2 separate regions of the Homo sapiens genome follow, and region 2 is linked to region 1. A link is an interaction called in ENCODE POLR2A ChIA-PET data of the cell type or tissue named here. Cell type or tissue: OCI-LY7. All regions are shown on one strand. Links, peaks and the distances in the headings refer to the core of each region. The heading gives the core; the rest is flanking DNA. Region 1 has its middle 78 kb from the start of MAP3K1. Region 2 overlaps MAP3K1 (mitogen-activated protein kinase kinase kinase 1).

The links. Peaks named below come from ENCODE experiments on the same cell type or tissue, not always from the same donor. Only the 100,000 strongest peaks of a DNase experiment are listed, where the experiment ranks them.
Region 2: POLR2A ChIA-PET joins it to region 1 with 21 read pairs; 5 of 35 experiments call an interaction of 5 or more read pairs at or near these places.

What each region holds. Positions count from the first base shown.
Region 1 is chr5:56,732,092-56,742,078 of GRCh38, reverse strand. No RefSeq gene overlaps it. Among named protein-coding and RNA genes, the nearest start is that of MAP3K1, 78 kb to the left of the region's middle. RefSeq lists an enhancer at 5,445-5,494. In OCI-LY7, for the core only: CTCF peaks have their summits at 5,827 and 6,043; DNase peaks (open chromatin) are centred at 4,998, 5,758, 7,608, 7,858 and 1 weaker place; H3K4me3 peaks cover 2,919 bases; H3K27ac peaks cover 4,381 bases.
Region 2 is chr5:56,821,367-56,831,353 of GRCh38, reverse strand. All of the region lies in intron 1 of MAP3K1 (mitogen-activated protein kinase kinase kinase 1), which reads right to left. Among named protein-coding and RNA genes, the nearest start is that of MAP3K1, 11 kb to the right of the region's middle. RefSeq lists an enhancer at 5,480-5,990. In OCI-LY7, for the core only: a CTCF peak has its summit at 4,088; DNase peaks (open chromatin) are centred at 2,019 and 4,093; H3K4me3 peaks cover 989 bases.

The sequences.
Region 1 (9,987 bases), core at 1,163-9,162:
ACAATTAATAAAGAGTGTGCGGAGACGCGTCAAATACATAGAAAAGTATAGAACTAATAAACCATCAGTAAACCTACTACTGAATTTAAAGACATTTTAATTTTAACATTTTACCGTATTTGATTATCTTTCCCTTCCCTGATTGAAAAAAATATTTTTATTGCAAAAACATACATAACAAAAATTACCATTTTAAGTCTCTTTGAGTATACAACAGTACTATCAAGTACATTGAGATTGTTGTACAACATCATCACTATTTTTTTTTTTTTTTTTTTGAAATGGAGTCTCACTCTGTCACCCAGGCTGGAGTGCAATGGTTGGATCTTGGCTTATTGCAACCTCTGCCTCCTGAATTCAAGGGATTCTCCTGTCTCAGCCTCCCTAGTAGCTGGAATTCCAGGCGCCTGCCACCATGCCCGGCTAATTTTTATATTTTTAGTAGAGATGGGATTTCACCATGTTGGCTAGGCTGGTCTCGAACTCCTGACCTCAAATGATCCACCCACCTCGGCCTCCCAAAGTTCTAGGATTACAGGCATGAGCCACCATGCCTGGCCACCACTATTTATTTCCACAATTTTTTAAATCATCCCAGACTGAAACTCTGTAGCTGTTAGACAATTGCTTTTCATCCTCCTTGCAGCAACCCTTGGTAAACACTATTTTACTTTCTTGATAAATTTGGCTGTTCTAGGTACCCCATATAAGTGGAATCATACAATATTTGTTCTTTTGTGTCTCAGTTATTTCACTTAGCATAATGCTTTCAAGGTTTATCTATAATATGGCATGCATCAAAATATTTCCTTCCTTTTAAAGACTGAATAAAATTCTAAAGCATGCATGCATATACCACATTTTGTTTATCCATTCATCCATTGATAGGCATTTGTGTTGTCTTCACACTTTGGCTGTCGTCAATAATGTTGTTATGAATGCTGGTGTACAAATATCTGTTCGAGTCCTTGATTTCAATTTTTGGGTATAAACCTAGAAATGGAATTGCACAATCATACAGCAATTATATGCGTAACTTTTTGAGGAACCATCATACTGTCTTCCATAGTGGGGCACCATTTTACATTCCTACCAGCAATTCACAAGGTCTCTAATTTTTCTACATTGTCACCAACATTTGTTTTCTTCTCTCTCTCTATCTTGTTCTTTCTCTCTCAGAACCTAGCGGGTGTGAAATGGTATCTGATTTGTATTTCCTGAATTATCAGTGATGTTGAGCATCTTTTTCTGTGCTTCTTGCTGATATGTATATCTTCTTTGGAGGATATGTATTCAAGTCGTTTGCCCTGTTCTAAATTATGGAGTTATTTTGGTTTGTTTGTTTGTTTGTTTGTTTGTTTGTTTATTGCTGTTGAGCTGTAGTAGTTCTTTATATATTCTGGATAGTAATCCTTTATCAGATATATGATTTACAAATATTCTCCACTTCTGAGGGGTGTTGTTTTTTTTTAATACGCTGCTTCACGTTGATTCACAGTATTTAAATCCATTTCTAAAATGAGGGGCAGTTAGGTTGTCTACTTAAGAAGTTAATTGTTTCTAAGGTTTAAAAAATAAACAGCATGGCCACAAACATTTTTGTGCATGTCTCTCTCTCACACACACATTTTTCTAGGGTAGAAAACTAGAAGTGGAATTGCTGGTGTCATAGAGCAGATTGGAAAATGATAATGTTTAACAGTGTAACCTAAACATGACTGAGGTGTATAAGCAGCAAAGAGCTTATTATTGGAACTATCACTAGTTACTTGGTTACACTATATGTCTCATTTCCACTAGATAAATTCTAAGGGCTACTGTTTTTATTGTAAAAAAATATTGTGATGATGAATGAGTTTGACTGTCTAGTGTCGTCATTTGATCACATGGCTGAATTTCTAGGAAACAGGCCTTCTAATGGATCATTGCCAGCTTTAGCCTTAAAACATTCTCAAATTGTTTTGTCAGTGAAACTATTACATTCTGGAGCCAAATTGGTTCCAGGCACCTGCAATGACAAATAGAAAGGTATTTTTAATTTTTAAAAATAGTTTTTCATTTTTAATTGGGAATCTGAATTAGGATTGAGAGAGATAGGTTGTTAGAGAAGCAGATATCCCAGAGGCTGTTATTAACTGAAATCAGTTAATGTCTTATTTCTCCAAAAACATATGTGGCAGAGCACTGCATGAAGAAGGACCTTATTCTTAGCCTCTAACACCCAAGTTATTGATCTAGAAGGGGAGCCAACACACTAGGCTGTCCTTTCACCTAGATGCTGGTGCTCAAACAAATAAGAACTGATCAACTATAGACGCACCTTTAGAACTGGCCTAGACCGTAAGTAGTCTGCAAGATCTGCTTTAAACTTAAGTGTTTTCACGTTAAAATGAACATCACACTTTCTAACATTCCTAAATCAGCCAAAGACAACCAAAATAAAACCACAAAAAACCTGTTCTATTTAAAACATAATTTTTAGGGAACACTTATACACTGTTGATGAGAATGTAAATTAGCTCCACTCCTATGGAAAATAGTATGGAGATTTCTGAAAGAACTGAAAATAGAACTGAATAGTAATTCAACTCAGCAATCCCATTACTAGGTACCTAGCCAAAGGAAAAGAAATCATTTCATCAAAAAGACACCTGCACTGTTATGTTTATCAAAGCACTATTCAAAATATCAAAGGCTTGGAATCAATGTAAGTGTTCACCAGTGGTGGATTGGATTTAAAAAATGTGGTACATAGACCAAGCGTGGTGGCTCATGCCTGTAATCCCAGTACTTCAGGAGGCTGAGGCAGACAGATCACTGAGGTCAGGAGTTTGAGACCAGCCTGCCCAACATGGTAAAACCCCGTCTCTTCTAAAATACAAAAATTAGCCAGGCATGGTGGTGGGCACCTATAATCCCAGCTACTCAGGAGGCTGAGGCAGGAAAATTGCTTGAACCCAGGAGGCTGAGGTTGCAGTAGCCGAGATCGTGCCACTGCACTCCAGCCTGGGTGACAGAGCAAGACTCGCTCTCAAAAAGAAAAAAAAGAGAAAAAAATGTGGTATATATACACCATGGAATACTATGCAGCCATAAAAAGAATGAAATCATGTCCTTTGCAGCAACATAGGTACAACTGGAGGACATTATCCTAAGTGAATTAATGCAGAAATAGAAAACCAAGTACTATGTGTTCTCACTAATAAGTGGGAGCTAAACAATGGGTGCACATGGACATAAAGAGGTAAACAATAGACACTGGGGACTCCAAAAGGGGAGAGGGAGGAAGGGGAGAAGGGCTGGAAAAACTACCTATTTGGTACTAGGTTTACTACTTGGGTTCACCAGAACCCAACCCCAGAACTATGCAATACACCTATGTAACAAACCTGTACATGGAACCCCCGAATCTATAATTTAAATAAAATATGATTTTTGATAATATTGGTATTGGCTTTTATAATTCCATGGACTTGATCAAATTTTTAAGATGACTGTTATGCTCTGGGTCAATTGCAACAGAGAGTATAGTTTTATAGAACAAAATCTTTAGAGTGGTAAACTAGATATTCAAAATCTAAGTCATTGAGGTTGTCAGAATAGGTCATTGCTCACCCTCCCACCAGTCAGGTTGAATACTTGTCATCCCAGAAGTAGACAAACCTGTCTTTGATGCAAAAGGCTCTGAGTAGACGTCTTAGTTTAAACCAGAGGGCTGTTATATTAGCAAGATCACTGATTTGAGCCAGAAGGCCTGGGATGAAGTTCTCATTCTATCACTCACTGCTTGGATAGTCTCAGACGAGTCTCTGAGCTTGTCTAAATTCTCAATTTCCTCATCTACCATAGGATGATGACAAAACCATAGTTACTTCAAAGGGCTGTTCTGAGAATTTAATGAAACGGTCCATATCACAGTTGTTGAGGAACTGTAAAATCTGTAAATTGTCACGTAAACAGTGATGGAATGAAGGCCCACACCCTGAGCAAGAGCGTGGTTAATAATGACAGCCACTGGCAGAGCCGGTGCAGGGACATTTAGTTAAAACAAAACTAAACAAACAAAAAACCCCAATAAACTTCAGACAGAGTACTCAGTGGGGTTTTCTATTCAGCCATTACCAGAGAACTTCCAATTTAATATGCAATAAAAGGTGCTTAACACGCAATTAATATTTCATCACCTTTAGTTTTGCCAGGGGAAGTTTTGACCCCAAATAGTTTTAATATTTGCATGCCACAAATTTAATATATATGTATTGTTTGCATATCAATTTTGCCAACTGTGATATAAATCATGGCCCTAACCTGAATAGATTGGTAAGGGTTTATAGTACAACGGAAGCTATGACCTTGGAAGAACAACCTGTCTCAATGATGGGGGTTATTTATTATCTTTTTTCTTTTGGCTTAAGTTTGTTTCAGTAAAACATTCAAGAATTTTGAGATAAAAGCAGTTAAGAATCCCCAACTGTTCATCATATGAAGCTCAGATGTTCTTGTGTCTTAGTTAAGAGCTACGCTCAGCTTATGAGTCAGAGCAGTTTGTATCTAAGCACAGATCTTCATCCTGACAAATAAACATAAATTGTATTAATCCTGGAAGTTATTCATTAGATATTGATATGATTAACACAAAGTTCCTTTGAAATGAACATTACATTCATCCTACGAAATATGACAAAGATAAACTGCTCAGCGGGATAGCTACTTTGGAGAAACCAATTTTGCCAACCATTCTTCCCCGCCCCTCACCCACCAGCAAAGCTCTATGATTCAAACAGGATTTCCTGTATGCTACCAGAAGCATCCATGACTTTTTTTTTTTCCTTCCAGTACTTCTAAAGTTCCCCATTTTGGCCTTTCAATCTCTTACCCACATTTTTTCCTGGGCCCCCATGTATGGTATCATGCAAGCTGTGCCTTCTGGAAGATTACCTGGCTGAAGGGAAGAGCACAGGCTGACATCTAGCCATGCACTCTTGCATGGGTTTGTGTGTGCTCAGAGGAAGTGGTGCCTTTTTCTAACTTGTACGAAGGTGCTGTATGGGCTGGAAGAGGCCCTGCCCTGTCTTCCTCAATGTCTTTCTTATTCCTTTATCCTTCACCTCCACTTTTCCATTATTTGGACTTCAAATCGCCTCATCACCACCCATCAACTGGTCCCCTTCCTGTAACCCTTCTTGCCCTCTGCCCCTCTCTAGCCACCCCATGGGCCATTCCAAAGGTCTCTCACCCTTGTGTTTCCAAAGAACCTCTCCTAACTTGAATATCTTTTATAGGACATATCCAAATGCATGTTTTTATAGTGTCATTTAAGGCACATGAGATAAAATAAACTTTATTGGTTTGTTGCAGTTTCCTGAGTATTGAAAAAAGGATGAAGACTAGGTTGGGTTGAAACAAAATTATTAAAAGCAAAACAAGAAATGAATGTTTGCTCAGCTGATCATTTCCTATTGAGGGTTCTCTGTGCAATGTGGTCTATGAAGAGTTCACTGTTCAGCTTTAAACAGATTGAAATGATCCGTGGGGGGAAATAACACTAAACCCAAGGACTGTGTGGAAGCGATGCTCAATGCCGGCCCCCAGGCTGCTGTGGAAAGGCCGGCTGTGCAGGCGTACGTGTTCAAGTTGAAGGAAGCCTTTGAAAGCTATCTTTTAAACAGAATGAATGTGAAAAGCTACTGGGGAGGAAGAAAAAGGCAGCACAGAACTGCCACTTGAGCGTTGCTTCCTGTCCATGTGGCTCTAGCTCTTTGCTGACAGTTATTCTTAGGCCTTCTTTGGCTTCAAAGATTTCCTCTTTTCTATTTTTGGTAGCAGAATATGGATTTAGATCTGCATAACCCCTCTTGACTACTAATCTGTGCCCTGAAGTGAGTAGGGCTGTTGTTTTCTGTAGCTATCAGTTCTCTTTCTTTTCAGCACCTCCAAATGATTTTTAATATTAAGGACACAGATTTATGGGAAGGAGTCGTTGAGTTTTCAAACTGATTTGTAGTCTCTTAATTTGCACATGCCTTTCTCCAGCAGGGGCATCTCAGAGATCATCTCAAGTAATGGGGCCTGACTTGTGTGATGAGTGAAAGAATCCAGGTTGGTAAAACAGATGGCCATCGAATGACCAAAAAGTAAGCAAGGAAGATTTGCATTGGAGTGACATGTAATTGATTAAGCACAATTCTATTTTGGAAAGAAATAATTGATGCCTGTGTCCTCCAAAATTAGCTTAATCTATACAAACTGCACCACAAAGCTACAAGCCACCCCAGACTGGAATGCTAAGGACCCAGGCCCTAGCAGAGGAAAACACACTGCCCAAAGCGAAGCGTTTGTAGGGTGTTTCATTTCGTGCCCTCTAATTCTATGTTTTAAATCACTTCTGTTTTTTCTGATCTCATGGCCTGACTTTACTGGACCATTAGTAACAATAACCTTTCACAGATTCTTTTTCATCCAGGTACCTTAATTTTTTTTTTTTTAAAGAAATACTAAACCCTTGAGTCCTCTCATAAAAAATATGGGGCCGCCTACTTGGCTGACTGCAGAACCAGGGATCAGGAATGCTGCCCACCCAGCTCAGCTGCCTTTGCCACGTGGTCTTAATCAGGGTCTCCCTCTGTGGCTTTAAAAGGGTGACAATCTTATTCTTGAGAAGGATTACTGTGGGAATGTATAAACTGAAGCATCAAGGCTTGTCCCATCTTCCCAAGACCACTCAGCCAATTTCTGTCTGCCATAGCATCTGGTTTGACCTTCACAATCCTCTACAAACCATGAGCCCATACTCCATGAATATTCCATGTGTGCCATATTTTATTTTATTTTTATTTTGCAACGAACAAAATGAACAGAAGCATATTGGGAGAGGAACTTTGAGGATTAATCTAGGCACTTTGCAAATGGATGATTGGCAAGAAGAAACTCAAACTAGGTCATATATTGGGTTTCCAACACTGGAAGGTATCTTTTAATATATTTTACATAACGGTTTTAAGCAGCAGGCTGCATTATCTGTTCAGTGTTGACAGTGAGCTAAAAAGCTGCATAATCGAGTGCAAAAGAAAGCCCCCCTAAGTCTTCTCCAGAGCATTTTGACCCTGCTGAATTTTTCAGAGGTTGTTTTAAATGTGTCCCAATGTCAGACTTGTTCAGAAAGAGAGCATTGTATCTCCCAAGAGAATGATAATTTGCTCTTTCTTTTTAAAGTGGAGCAAAATGCTAACTTTTAATAGACGATCTAGACTTTTCTGCACTGAAAAAGTCCTCCTTCAGAATTCCTATGCAAATATTCAAACTCCCGGGTTGGGAAAAGGTTAAAAGGAACTGAAAAAGTCTATAGTGGCTCTTTCTGAGATGCACTCCAACACTTGGCAGGATGAGGTGTTCATAGCAGGTGCTGGATTTGCTATAAATGGACAATTTATAAACAGAGCTGACAACTGGGAAAACAGAGCAGTGGGGAATGCTGGCATTCCAGGGGCCAGTGGTTGATTTCCTATCAGATGGTCCTCAGCATGGAATTATTGATAGCTGCTGCTCTGAAAGAAAGCCAGTTGGCTGACGCATAAAAGGGCTGTACCTCAATTCATGCATGATCTGCTGCTAGATATTTTAAATAGGTCAGTGCAAATTAGCTTCTTCAGGTTGGTACTTCCTTAATTAGCAATTTAATTGCAAAGTCTTTTCCTCCCTCCTCAACCTTGACTGAATTTAACACTCTTCCCTCCATGTAATGCCAGAGGAATGGGACCTGGGAGAAATCTAGCTTAATAAATAAATGAGGACCTTGAGGGAGTGGGGGAGGAATCAGAGCAGCCTTCAGTGACTAAAGCCAATACAGAACCTGGCTAAGACAAGTCATGTGTGAGCAAGGGCAGCATTTTTGGCCGTGTCCTGGGGCAGAAAGGAGCAGGGCCTTTGTGCATGGAGCCCAGGGGGAGAAACAGAAATGTGTGGCAAAGGCATCTCATTTCTCTTTTGCCGTTTGTCAGGAGCTGCCAGTACACTAAGACATTCCTGAGGTCCCTTCAGGAAGGTTCTGCTTTCAAAGTATTCCCATGGGTGCACTCTAATGATCACATTCAAAGTTCCCATGGGTGCACTCTAATGATCACATTCAAAGTTTCCATCGTTTTTATTTATTTTTGGACAAGTTTTTCCCCTATAGAGATGTTTGATGGTGGTCCCTGGATAGACGGCATTGGATAGCATTCCAATGTCTCTATCAACAGCCTTGAATCAGTGCAGAGTTCTGCCCAGAGCTAGTGGAGTGACCATACCTGTTTGTTCTAGCTGCATGAGTGGTTTTTCCAGGAGACATTTGTTTGGCTGGGACTCTATTTTTCTCCTGACCACACCCTATTGTTTTTCTCTTCAGAGGAACAGACTGAAGACCAGACTGATTCTGGAAGGACCTTTGACTTCCTTACAGGGAGTGAAAATTGCACGGGTCTGAAGACTAGGGTGTTGAATTAGGTGCACGTTCAGCACAAGGGATGGTCTAGGCATGAGGGCTGTTGGAGGCAAAAACACAGGGCTTTGAGGGAATCCAGAGCAGGGACTTCCGGGTGCCACATAAGGGCAAAACCCACCCAGAGTAGAGAGGGACCTAAGGCATTGAGGGGGTGGGGACTTTTTGGTGGGAAGTCATGTCTGTAAGTGCAAACTCCTAAGGACCTCTCTTTCCTATGGGAATCTCAGGTTCATTAGTTGTGGTGAGCTCTTTGATAAATATGTGACAAATCTTACTGAGCATCTATTATTTGCAAAGAACTACACTAGGTAGAGGAGATACAAGGAAGTATAAGGTACAGTTCTACCACCAGAAGTTTATGATGGGATTAGGGAGAGACACCATATTCTCATGAAAAGGTGCTAAGTTGGGAGAAACATGGCATGTTAAAGCCATAGACAACGAGGAAATGCTCTAGAAGTGCCCAGGAAGAGTGGCGGCAGGTGGACCAGGAATGGCTTGAAGGACAAGACCGGACTGGAGCTGGGCCTGGAAGGGTGGGAGAATTTCAGTAATTGGATATGTGAAAGAGAGACTATTCCAGGCAGGGGGAAGCTGGGCTGAAAGCCCTGGTGAGGAGCTGACCCCTGTGCTTCGGAGGAGAAAAAAGAAGGTCCTGGGAGGTAAGGCTGAGGGATCACGCAGATCCACAGATCTGATGGCCACACAGAGTGTAGAGTTCATTTTGCAGGATATCTCTGATCAGGGCAGGGAGATGAGGAAAGCAGTATCTGAAGAAGACAAAACAAGAGTGGCAGTCACTGCAGGAGGCCCTCATAGTCCAATCGCGAAGTGGCCAAGGCTTAGGTCTGAAAAGGTTTTTATTTAGAGCGTGGGGTGTGTTCTGCACCACTCTGCATGTACGGAGCCCTCCTTCCCCAGCCTCCCTCTTCCTCACCCACTGCCCTTGTTTACTCTAGAAGACAGGGCTAAGCCTCTACTCACTGGAGTTTCCCCACAAACACACAGAGCCAAAGCAAAACAAAGGCTGATTTAAAAAAAAAAAAAACTTCATTGCTTGACTCTTATTCACTCACTCTTGTATTCCCATTGGTGTCACCCTGATTTATTTGAGGCCTTACTGGACTATTTGGACTGTTGCTTATTTCCATAGCTAACTCGGAAGGCCATCTTTGAGCTCTGGAAGTGTCTGCTCAACTTGACAGAAGGCTAAGGCAGAGCCACAGCTCTGCGGTGGGTGGGGTCTGCCCTGGTGAGGGAGGGCTCACCTGCTGAGAGCTCTGACACTTTTCCCATTCTCTAATACCTCGACATACGACATACGGCCTGCAGACAAACAGCTTGGGTATCATCTGGAGCTAGTTTAAAACACAAAATCTCCACCCAGACCTACTAGATCAGGATCTGCATGTTATGCAAGATTCGGAGGGATTCATATGCATGTTAGAGTTTGAGAGGCACTGCTTTCAACCTAGCTGGATGGAAGAATCACCTGCAGAGCATTAAAA
Region 2 (9,987 bases), core at 846-8,845, 90 kb before region 1:
CCCTTTTCTACCCCCTGCTCTCCCTCCCATTCCTAATCCTGCAGGTGGGAATCACAGGGGACACATATAATCACAGAGGACAGACAGTAATGGCTTTCAGGTCTCTGCAGTGACTGCAGTCTCTGAACCTCAAATTCACACACATGATCCTAAAAAAAAAAAAAAAAAACCCAACATTTTATCCCATTTTCACGGGTTAAAAAAAAGTTATAGAAGACAGAACTGGAATGCAGAAATAAAATTTCTAGGCTATTTTAATGCAAGAACACTGTACTTGAAAAGATCTGACACACATGACTACTTAAGCATATGGGAATGAATTAACATTTTAAATATATTATATTCCTTACGCAGAAACTTCTTACAAAACATTTACGTGCTGTTACCAATGCTTTTAATGTAGGCAATCTCTCATAGTGCATTACAAAAAAAAAAAATCAATCCTAGACTAGGTATTTAAAAAAAAAACAGTAAATGACAACATAAAATTTTCTGTCTTTGGGCAAAATTTTGTGACAGATTTTTAAACTCTTTAACCAATATAAGATTTAGCTCATGTGCTCTAAATACACACAAAATGATACAGCTGGGGCAGAAGTAACCCAATAGTATAAGGACAGGAAGTCAGACTAGGTGTAAAAAGTACAGTACAGGTAATCCAAAGTATAAAGCAGAAGGACAGCATCTGATTACACACACAAACCCTATCAATGCTCAATAAATGATTTATAAAATATTTATTTTTAAATAAAGAACTGAGAAATTTACAGGAAAATGTGTGTGTACCAGCACTATAGCAACTTTTCTATAGCACAGAACCCAGTGTAAGAGGCTTACTGAACCTGGAACACCAAGTCCCAAAACAACTTGGTCATGTGGAGTGAAAAGGCAGTAATTTAGAAAGACCTGTATATGCATGGGGGTGGGGTAGGTAGTATATGTATGTGTTTAAGAAAGAGAGAGGGAAAGTAAAACAAGAAACAGAGACGGAACTTGGGGAAAAAAAATTTCATTTTGGATTAGGTTATGGCCAACAGTATCTTCTACTCAGATAAGAAATGTCTACTAATTTGTTTTTAGTAATTAAAATATATGACATTTTAAATTTTAAATTCACAATTATAATCTGCAAAATCTGTGACATCTATCGGTATTCTGGGGCATCCTCAACAAGAAGAAAGCATTATATTACACAATATAATTCTGATAACATTTCTTTAGAAGGCTGCTGGATTCAGAGGTACTTCAGACACCAACGGTTTTGTATCTTATCACCAACACTTAGTCCAAGAAGTAAGAGGGAGAAGAAAAAGCAAGAAGTTCTTGAGCATAAACCTTTTCTCTTTAATGCCAAAACTGCTTTTTTGGACCTGAGCTCAAAAAGGGAAGGCTTTGTTCTCGTGTGTCTTCAGCACTATTTAAAACTCTCCTAGCAAATCATCTTGCAATGGAGGGAATGTCCTACTATCCACTTAAAAAACTGCAGGATGATTTCAGTTTGCATTGTGCAGATGACAGCTTAGCTGCCTTATTTACTGGTAACAAAACCTACAGCCAGTTATCACCATCAGTCACAACTACCTAGAGAATGGTGCTGAGGTGACCAAGATTCAAGACTTTGCTCTATTCCTGATCACAGCCTTATCTGGAAATCACGTGCTAGCAGCACAGAGTAAGTGCCCCAAATAAATATCTAATAACTGATCACAACAGTAAGAACTAGCATGGGTTGGGGCAGAAGCAGGAAGGATCAAGCATTCTTTACTACCAGGAATCCAAGACAAAAAATAATTACTGCTGAATGTCCGTGTGCTCTGCAATGAATTATGAACAGTTTCAGTTCAGTGTATAAAAAACAGCAATGCGGGCTCGGCATGGTGGCTCACACCTGTAAGCCTGGCATTCTGGGAGGCCAAGGCGGGTGGACTGCTTGAGCCCAGGAGTTGGAGACCGGCTTAGGCAACATGGCGAAACTCTGTCACTACAAAAAAAAAAAAAAAAAAATTTGCCGGGCACAGTGGCATGCACCTGTGGTCCCAGCTACGCAGGAGGCTGAAGTGAAAGGATACACTGAGCCCGCTAAGGTTGACGCTGCAGTGAGTCATGATCATGTCACTGCACTTCAGCCTGGGTGAAGGAGTGAGACCCTGTCTCAGAAAAAAGAGGAAAAAAAAAAAAAGAAGAAAAACAGCAATAGGCAAGGTGGTTTCTGTGAATACGATTCAAGTTGGTGCAATTACAATGATTAAATCAGTTAAACAGTCTTATTCCAAGTCTATTTGAAAGTCATAATTTTTTAGAACTTGAGCCCAAAATAATAGAATAGTGAAATGCAGTTGCATTTTCTAGTAGCTGTCAACTCTATCCAAATTACATGAAAAAACCCCCAAAATATAATTAAATGTAAATTTTCACAATTAGGAAGCAATATGATTGTTACCAAGCGATGCATTTTTAACTTAAAAAAAAAAGATGCATACATGTTTATTTACAAAAAGGTCTTTATAAATAAACACAAGAAGAAGTCAAAGAAGAAGCTTTTTTAGAGGTTATATCCAAAAATGTCCCTTCTTTATACAATTAACATTAAGAAGAAAAAGATAGCTTTTAATAGCAAAGTTGTCAAAAAATTAAAGTTACTTTAAAAACTGCCCCCTAAGGTAGTATTTGCTAAACACAAACATGCTAATGACTTTGACCTAATTTATTTTCTCCAATTTGCAAAATAATATTCTCCTAGCAGTTATTACGCTTTTTAAAAAACAGATTTTCTCATCACTTAATGTTGCTTGACAAACATGATTTCTTTTTTCTAAGCTTTTGTTGCTTTTCATTTGCATTTCTCTTTATAGTTGTTACCCAGGTTTAAAATTCCAAGAGTTTCTAAGTTCAAAAAACTAATTGTTGTTTCAATAATTACAGCTAAATTTAGCCACAAGAAGTAATTTCCAAGTTAAATTTTTGGAGAGTTGCTAGAGCTTGAATGGAACTGAGAGATTATGTAAACCAACCTTTTCTTTTCACAGATGAGAAAAGAAGACCAAGAAACCTGCATTAGGTCACAGAGATAAGAACCCTGAGGAGATGCTTTATCCCATATCACAGAATTTTGAAAGTTGCCATTTTCTATTTTTCTAGTAAATCATTTCAAAATAACAGGGGAAAATGTATTGTTATCAAGATGATGTATTATCTACACAAACCGCCTTTGCTAACCTAGTGATAAGTAGCACAGCAACCTTGGGGGAGGCTCTTAACCTCATTCTAAAAGGTTAAAGGTTTAAGTAGTGAGCATAGACAGTTACTTGCAAGAGTATTATCTACAGTTAGTATTAACTGAATACTTTTCTGGATCAAGAATGGTGCTTCATTATACCACCAACGACCCCATTTTAGAGACAAGAAATTCAAGGTTCAGAGAAGTGACTTCCCTGGGGTCCAAGTAGCTAACAGGTCTAATTCCTAGGGCCCAGGTTCTTTTTTTTTTTTGAGATGGAGTTTTCGTCATGTCACCCAGGCTGGAGAGCAGTGGCGCGATCTCAGCTCACTGCAACCTCTGCCTTCCAGTTTCAAGTGATTCTCCTGCCTCAGCCTCCCAAGAAGCTGGGATTACAGGCACACACCACCAAGCCCGGCTAATTTTTGTATTTTTAGTAGAGACGGGGTTTCACCATGTTGGCCTGGCTGGTCTCGAACTCCTGACTTCAGGTGATCCACCCGCCTCAGCCTCCCAAAGTACTGGGATTACGGGCGTGAGCCACGGCACCCAGCAAGGCCCAGGTTCTTAATCACTACAGTGCATGGTCTCTGAAATGGAAACATGTAGTTCCAAAACCACATTCAGGACCACAGTGGATGGAATTCATTTTGCCATGAGAACACTTCCCAATCTGTGAACCTCTGAAACTACATGGAGCTACTGAAGTACAAAAGCCACAGCTCCCAGATTTGTGACCCCAGACTGTCTTGTCCCAGCTCTGATGTAAATCCTTCTTGGGGCCTCCTGACCCACTTCCTAACACTCTGTGGTTACCTGTCAAATTACAAAGGCTTTTTTATTTTGTCCTAAGCGCTGAGATTCAAGGATTGGCCAGTGGGGGCAATACGAGGCAGAGAGCTCTGCGTGGCTCTCTCTCTGGCCAGAGCCAGAAATCGTGTCCCAGCTTGGTCCCTGGACCCTGCCTCCACTCTGGCCGAGTTACCTGAACTACACTTGCAGTCCTCCATGCCATCCTAAGACTGCTGATTTCTGGGCCTGTGTGTTCTCCACCCACCCCTAGGCCACAAAACCTCCTTGCAAGTTCCTTTCACCTGGTTCATTCCTCCACGTTTATCGGGACTTGGCTTGGTGCTCCACCTCACATTTCCCAAAAAAGCCTCCTGATGCCTCCCCGACTCACAGTGGACGGGGGCCTGCACTGTCTGTCATCAGGTAAGCTCCTCCACAGGCAAGTGATGGAGACTTCCCTCCTGCTGTGTCCCCAGCACCTTGGTGCCTGGCTGGCAGCTCTGAGTGTTTCTTGAAGGCATGGACATCTCCTCAGGAGTGACAGCAGGACTGAAGACACATGCTCTAGCATGCTTACTCATCTGCCCTTTCATTTCTCAGGAAAGAACATCCATTGATCCCACAAAAAGGGATGTGAGTGACCTGCACATCTAACGTGCTTGCTCACCTACAACCTGTCAGCTTGCTGGGACCCTGTCTGTGGAGGTCCAGCAGCTGACATAAATCTTGTGATGCTTACATCGTCATCAAGCTCTCTGCTTGAAGTATCTGAGCACATCTGTTGTCTGACCTGTGAAGGTCTCGGATTATTCTCAAGGACAGTAATATGTAGGTTGGCAGCAACATTTTTTCCCTGAGACCACATCTCTGAGCTTTTAACACAAAATAAGAAAATCTGATTCACTTTACAATAATGTGTGCTTTACAAACATCTCTTTGTGAACACTGTCGTTCAGAAAGACCTGACTACATGTACAATGATAGAGAAAAAAACTAAAAAGGCTTAAAAGTAGCAAATCTAACTCAGATATCGAGGAACTTGTTAAACCAGAGCTCGGCAGAATTCACAGTACAGCACTGATTTCTACAAAGCCACATTTATTTTTTAGTGGAATACCAATAATTCTTTATTGCAAAGAGAATAAAAACAAAACAAACAAAACCTCACCACGGAGCTGGAAAGAGTATTCTAGATAGAGGTAAGAGCATTGGGCACGCCGAGAAAGAAGGGTGATCAGCTGCAGGACAGAGCTGGAATTCAGCTGGTCAACAGTCCAACCAGAGAAGCCATTTCAAATGCCTTATCTATGTATTCATGCCAATACTTCTTATAAAATAAATTTTTAAATAAAAATTGTTTTCTTTAAAAAAAAAAAAGAAGAACGGTCAGTTGAGGGACTAAAACTGAGCACGATGCTGAAATGACGGGAGCAGACCATTCTGAGGGGCTGCTGAAAGTGAGCAGAAGCCTGAGTCCTAAGGGTTTCTGAACTGCATTATGGAGTCTGGACTTCATTCTGAGGGTGAAGAAAAGGTTGACAGTGGGTTGACAGTGGCCTGACCCTGGGTTAGCAGTCATGGCAGTGGAGGAAGTTGGATGGATTCTCAGGCTACTAGGAGAGTGGCAATAACAAGAACTGGTGACTGATTGGAAGCTGAAGGTGTGAAAGCCAGAAGAGTAAGAGCACAGCAATTAAAGAGACAATGGCAGTGTTTACCCTGATGGGCACCCTAAACCACATGGAGATCTGAATGCAAGGATGAAGAGGCTGAGCAGGGCAGAGATGCAGCCTGGACATGTGACTGCCACAGTGCCTGGCAGAGGGGTCCCTCCTGGAGGAACTATCCTGGAGAAAGTTGTATGCAGGATTCTGTCACAAAAGCCAAGATGTCTTAGGCACCACAGTATCAATGAGTCAGCAAAGATACGGCTGATAATCTCTTAACAAATCCTTTTCTTCCTGGTTAAAGACTAGCTTTCCTTCAATCTTTGTACAAAACTTGAAATTTGGTTATTTAAGAATCTAGACCTGGCCGGGCATGGTGGCTCACACCTGTAATCTCAGCACTTTGGGAAGCTGAGGCGGGTGGATTACCTGAGGTCAGGAGTTCAAGACCAGCCTGGCCAACATGGTGAAACCCTGTCTCTACTAAAAATACAAAAATTTAAAAAGTTGGAAGTGGTGGCAGGCGCCTGTAATCCCAGCTACTCAAGAGGCTGAGGCAGGAGAATTGCCTGAACCTGGGAGGCGGAGGTTGTGGTGAACCAAGATTGTGCCATTGCACTCCAGCCTGGGCAACAAGAGCGAAACTCCATCTCAACAACAACAAAAAAAGAAGAATCTAGACCCTTGGAGCAAGAAAAATATCTTTAAGACTCCGTCTCAAAAAAAAAAATAAAAATTTTTTTTAAAAAACCGGAAAAGATCAGTATATTAGTGGTAGTGGTGATTATTATGCATTTTAAAGAAACTGCAAGGTATAAAATGACTCAGGTCAACAATAACAAAAAAGATTTCTCCACACAGATAATAGATAAGACATTCGGTAAGCAGCATCCATTTTTATGTAATTCTAAAGTACATATTTATTCAGTATCATCAAGGCTACAGAAATACATCTTACAGAACAGTTAGAGGTTTACCACTTCAAAGATCAAGACACTTTCTATAACTATCTTGGATAGTAATTTTCCTTAATCTATATTACAAGCTTTCCAACTTCACTTCACTGAGTATATTTTTAAATGGCAGAGGCTGCCCTAGATGGAACTAATTGTACCAATGCTAGGTGGCCCCCGACTGCAATGTTTTGAGTCCTATTCTCCCTCTCTCCTCTCACTGTCAGGTGTGCCAACACTGCTGCCTTTGGGGAACCTGCCTCTTGCAGGACTCACACCGCCACCCCTTCTAACTGGCTGCTTCTAATTGCTGCATGTTAGGAACACCACATGAACAACACTGCATGAACAACATCTGAAATAAGTATCAATCCTGAGCAAATGCCCTGGGAACTCTACTAAGTGTAAAATCAAAGTGCTTCAAAGCACATATTTTGTTACAGGTCCTTTGGCTGCTTAGAGTATTTTTTCTTACTTCTTAGTGCTAACCCATGTTCTAGATAAGAGAGGCTGCTGGGTTTACTTACCAACAGTAAACTTTGAAATGTTTTGTTACATGGGTTCTTGGCTTCTGCAATCTCATGGAGTACTTGCCTAACAAATATTTTCTTCAATGGAAATGTGAACTTTTATTTATCCCAAGTTGAATTATGATCAAATTAATGAATTTTGGATGAAGTAGGGTTATCAGATAAGAATTCTAAAAATGATATCTTAAGTTTAGATGACATTCTGAGAACTTTAAAAATAAGAATAATTATATTAATGCATGACACCTTTATGTGTATATTTATTCACAGATGTATGTGTGAATATATAAATGCATATATATACACACACGCACTCTTAACTCCCTATTAAGTACAGAATAATTATATACACATAGCAGACTCTTCTTACCTATAAAGTTGTCATGCAGTATAGCTATTTGCTCTCTACTACATTAAGCTGTCCTATTTCACTCGAGCCACCAGGCACGTCTACAAGTCCAGGTACCTCTGAATGAGTCTATCACAAATCTACAGTGTTGAAACACCATAGTCTAGACTTTTGCCATTTAACACCTTTTCAGCTATGTCCTAAACTACGTCTGACTAAACAGGAAAAACAGTGGATCCACTAATTTGAACATGCCATGCCATTATCCCTCTCATTCATTTATTCAATAAATATTTATGCAGTGTCTACCCTATGCCAGGCATCCTGCTAGGTGCTAGGGGGAAGGCAGTCATTCATCAAATGAGGTAACAAATGTAAAAGCACAACACTGACAGTAGGGACACCCTGCTACAAAGCCAGTCTGGGTGGATGAGGGAAAGCTTCCCTGAGGAAGTGTCAATGAGTTAAGATTTTAACAACGAGGAGCTGACTTTATGGAAAAACAGTGTTCCTGGCAGAGGGAGCATGTGAGGGCCCTATAGAAGAAGGCAGTGAGTGAGTCTGAGGAAATGAAAGCACGCAACCCTGCCACGGAACAAGGGCAAGTGTGAGCTGAGATGGGCCTGGAGAAGCAGACAGGGGCCCAACCGGGCAGGGACTCGGTCAGGCATGTTAAAGATTTCCTGGTCTTTATCCAAATGGAAGCCATCTGAACATCTTAAAATTAAATTACATTTACTTTTCTGGAGGGAGGAAGTTATGATCAGATTTACATTTGGAAATGATCACTCTGGCCACCTAATACAGATTGGAACGGACAGCAAAGGAGAAAGGACACAGGGATCAGGCAAGGAGGCCACTAAGTTAGTGGAAATGAGAGACAATGGGCACCTGGCTAGGGGTGTGATAACAGGTCAAACTGCCAGCACCTAAGGATGGTCTGAATCTGACGAGGTGAGAGGAGGAGGTGTCAAGGGTGACTCCTGGGTTCTGGTTCTGCCATTTAATGAGCAGGGAACATGTTAGGAGAAGGTTTAGGGAAGATCTTTAATTTGGTTTTAGACATCTGACTGCGCAGAAGTCATGTAGCCAGGTGTAGGTCTGGACTTTAGGAGAGATCATGGTTAGGACAATAAACTCTGCAATCATTTGTAAATGGTCCATAACTGATCTAAGGGCATTAATAAGACTGGGGTGGGGATCGACAAGACAGAATGAGAGAAGGCCTAGGACCACCCTGGGAATCTTCCAGTATCAATGTTCAAGAGAATGAAGATGGGCGCCACGGAAGAAGTGTCATGGTTAAGTAGAAAATCAGGAGGGGCTTACCAATTAACGCAAATAATTAGACACTTTCAAATACCAGGAATTCAGTTTTCTCAATATTTGACAGTTTGAGCATGGCTCCAATTATTTTGTAACTACACTAATTATTAGAAGGCTCACATTACATAAAATTGGTCAATATTATCAATGACTGCTTGCTAAATGCCAACTACTGCTATTAAACATCAAGCAATGGTCTGGCCGCAGTGGCTCATTTCTGTAATCCCAGCACTTTGGGAGGCCAAGGTGGGTGGATCACTTGAGGTCAGGAGTTCAAGACCAGCCTGGCCAACATGGTGAAACCCTGTCTCTACAAAAAAATACAAAAATTAACTGGGCATAGTGGGGCATGCCTGTAATCCCAGCAAGCTACTCGGGAGGCTAGGCAGGAGAATTGCTTGAACCTAGGAGGCAGAGGCTGCAGTGAGCAAAGATTGCGCCACTGCACTCCAGCCTGGGCAACAGAGCAAGACTCCGTCTCAAAAATAAATAAATAAATACCAAACGATATACAAAAACTCCTAAAAAAAGACAGTTCTTGCCTTCAAAACTCGTCTTAAGCTAGATCATGATTAAAATCTCACTACAGTAAGTTAATCTTCAGATATACTAATTTAACCACTTTTGGAAAATTAATTCATGTTAACATTTCTGGGTACCTAATATTCATGGGTGCCAGACACTAGTCTAGATGCTGGGAGATGGTGCAAAGAATCAGATAAAGTTCCTGGTCTGTTAACAACTGATGTTTAGTATTCAGAATACCATAAGACCAGTTTGAAGATTATGTGTTAACATATAACTTAAATTATTGTTTAGGCAATGAAGAAAAGTAAAGCCAGACACAGTGGCTTGCACCCATAGTTCCAGCTATGTGGAAAGATCACCTGAGCCCAGGAGTTCGATTCCAGCCTGGGCAACATAGTGAGAACCCATTTCTAATTTAAAAATAAAAAAAGAAAAGTAATGATAACATCTGTCAAGAGCAAAGCTTCCACCTACACCCCAGTACTGACCCTGTTCTCACTCCATGTCTATCCATCATTATGCTTACAAGTGATGAACTTAGTTAACGTACTAACTACAGTACTGTGTAGGCTGTCCCATGTGGCTCCAAGCACTTTCTCCAGGCTTCAAGAGGTCTGGTGGCTTA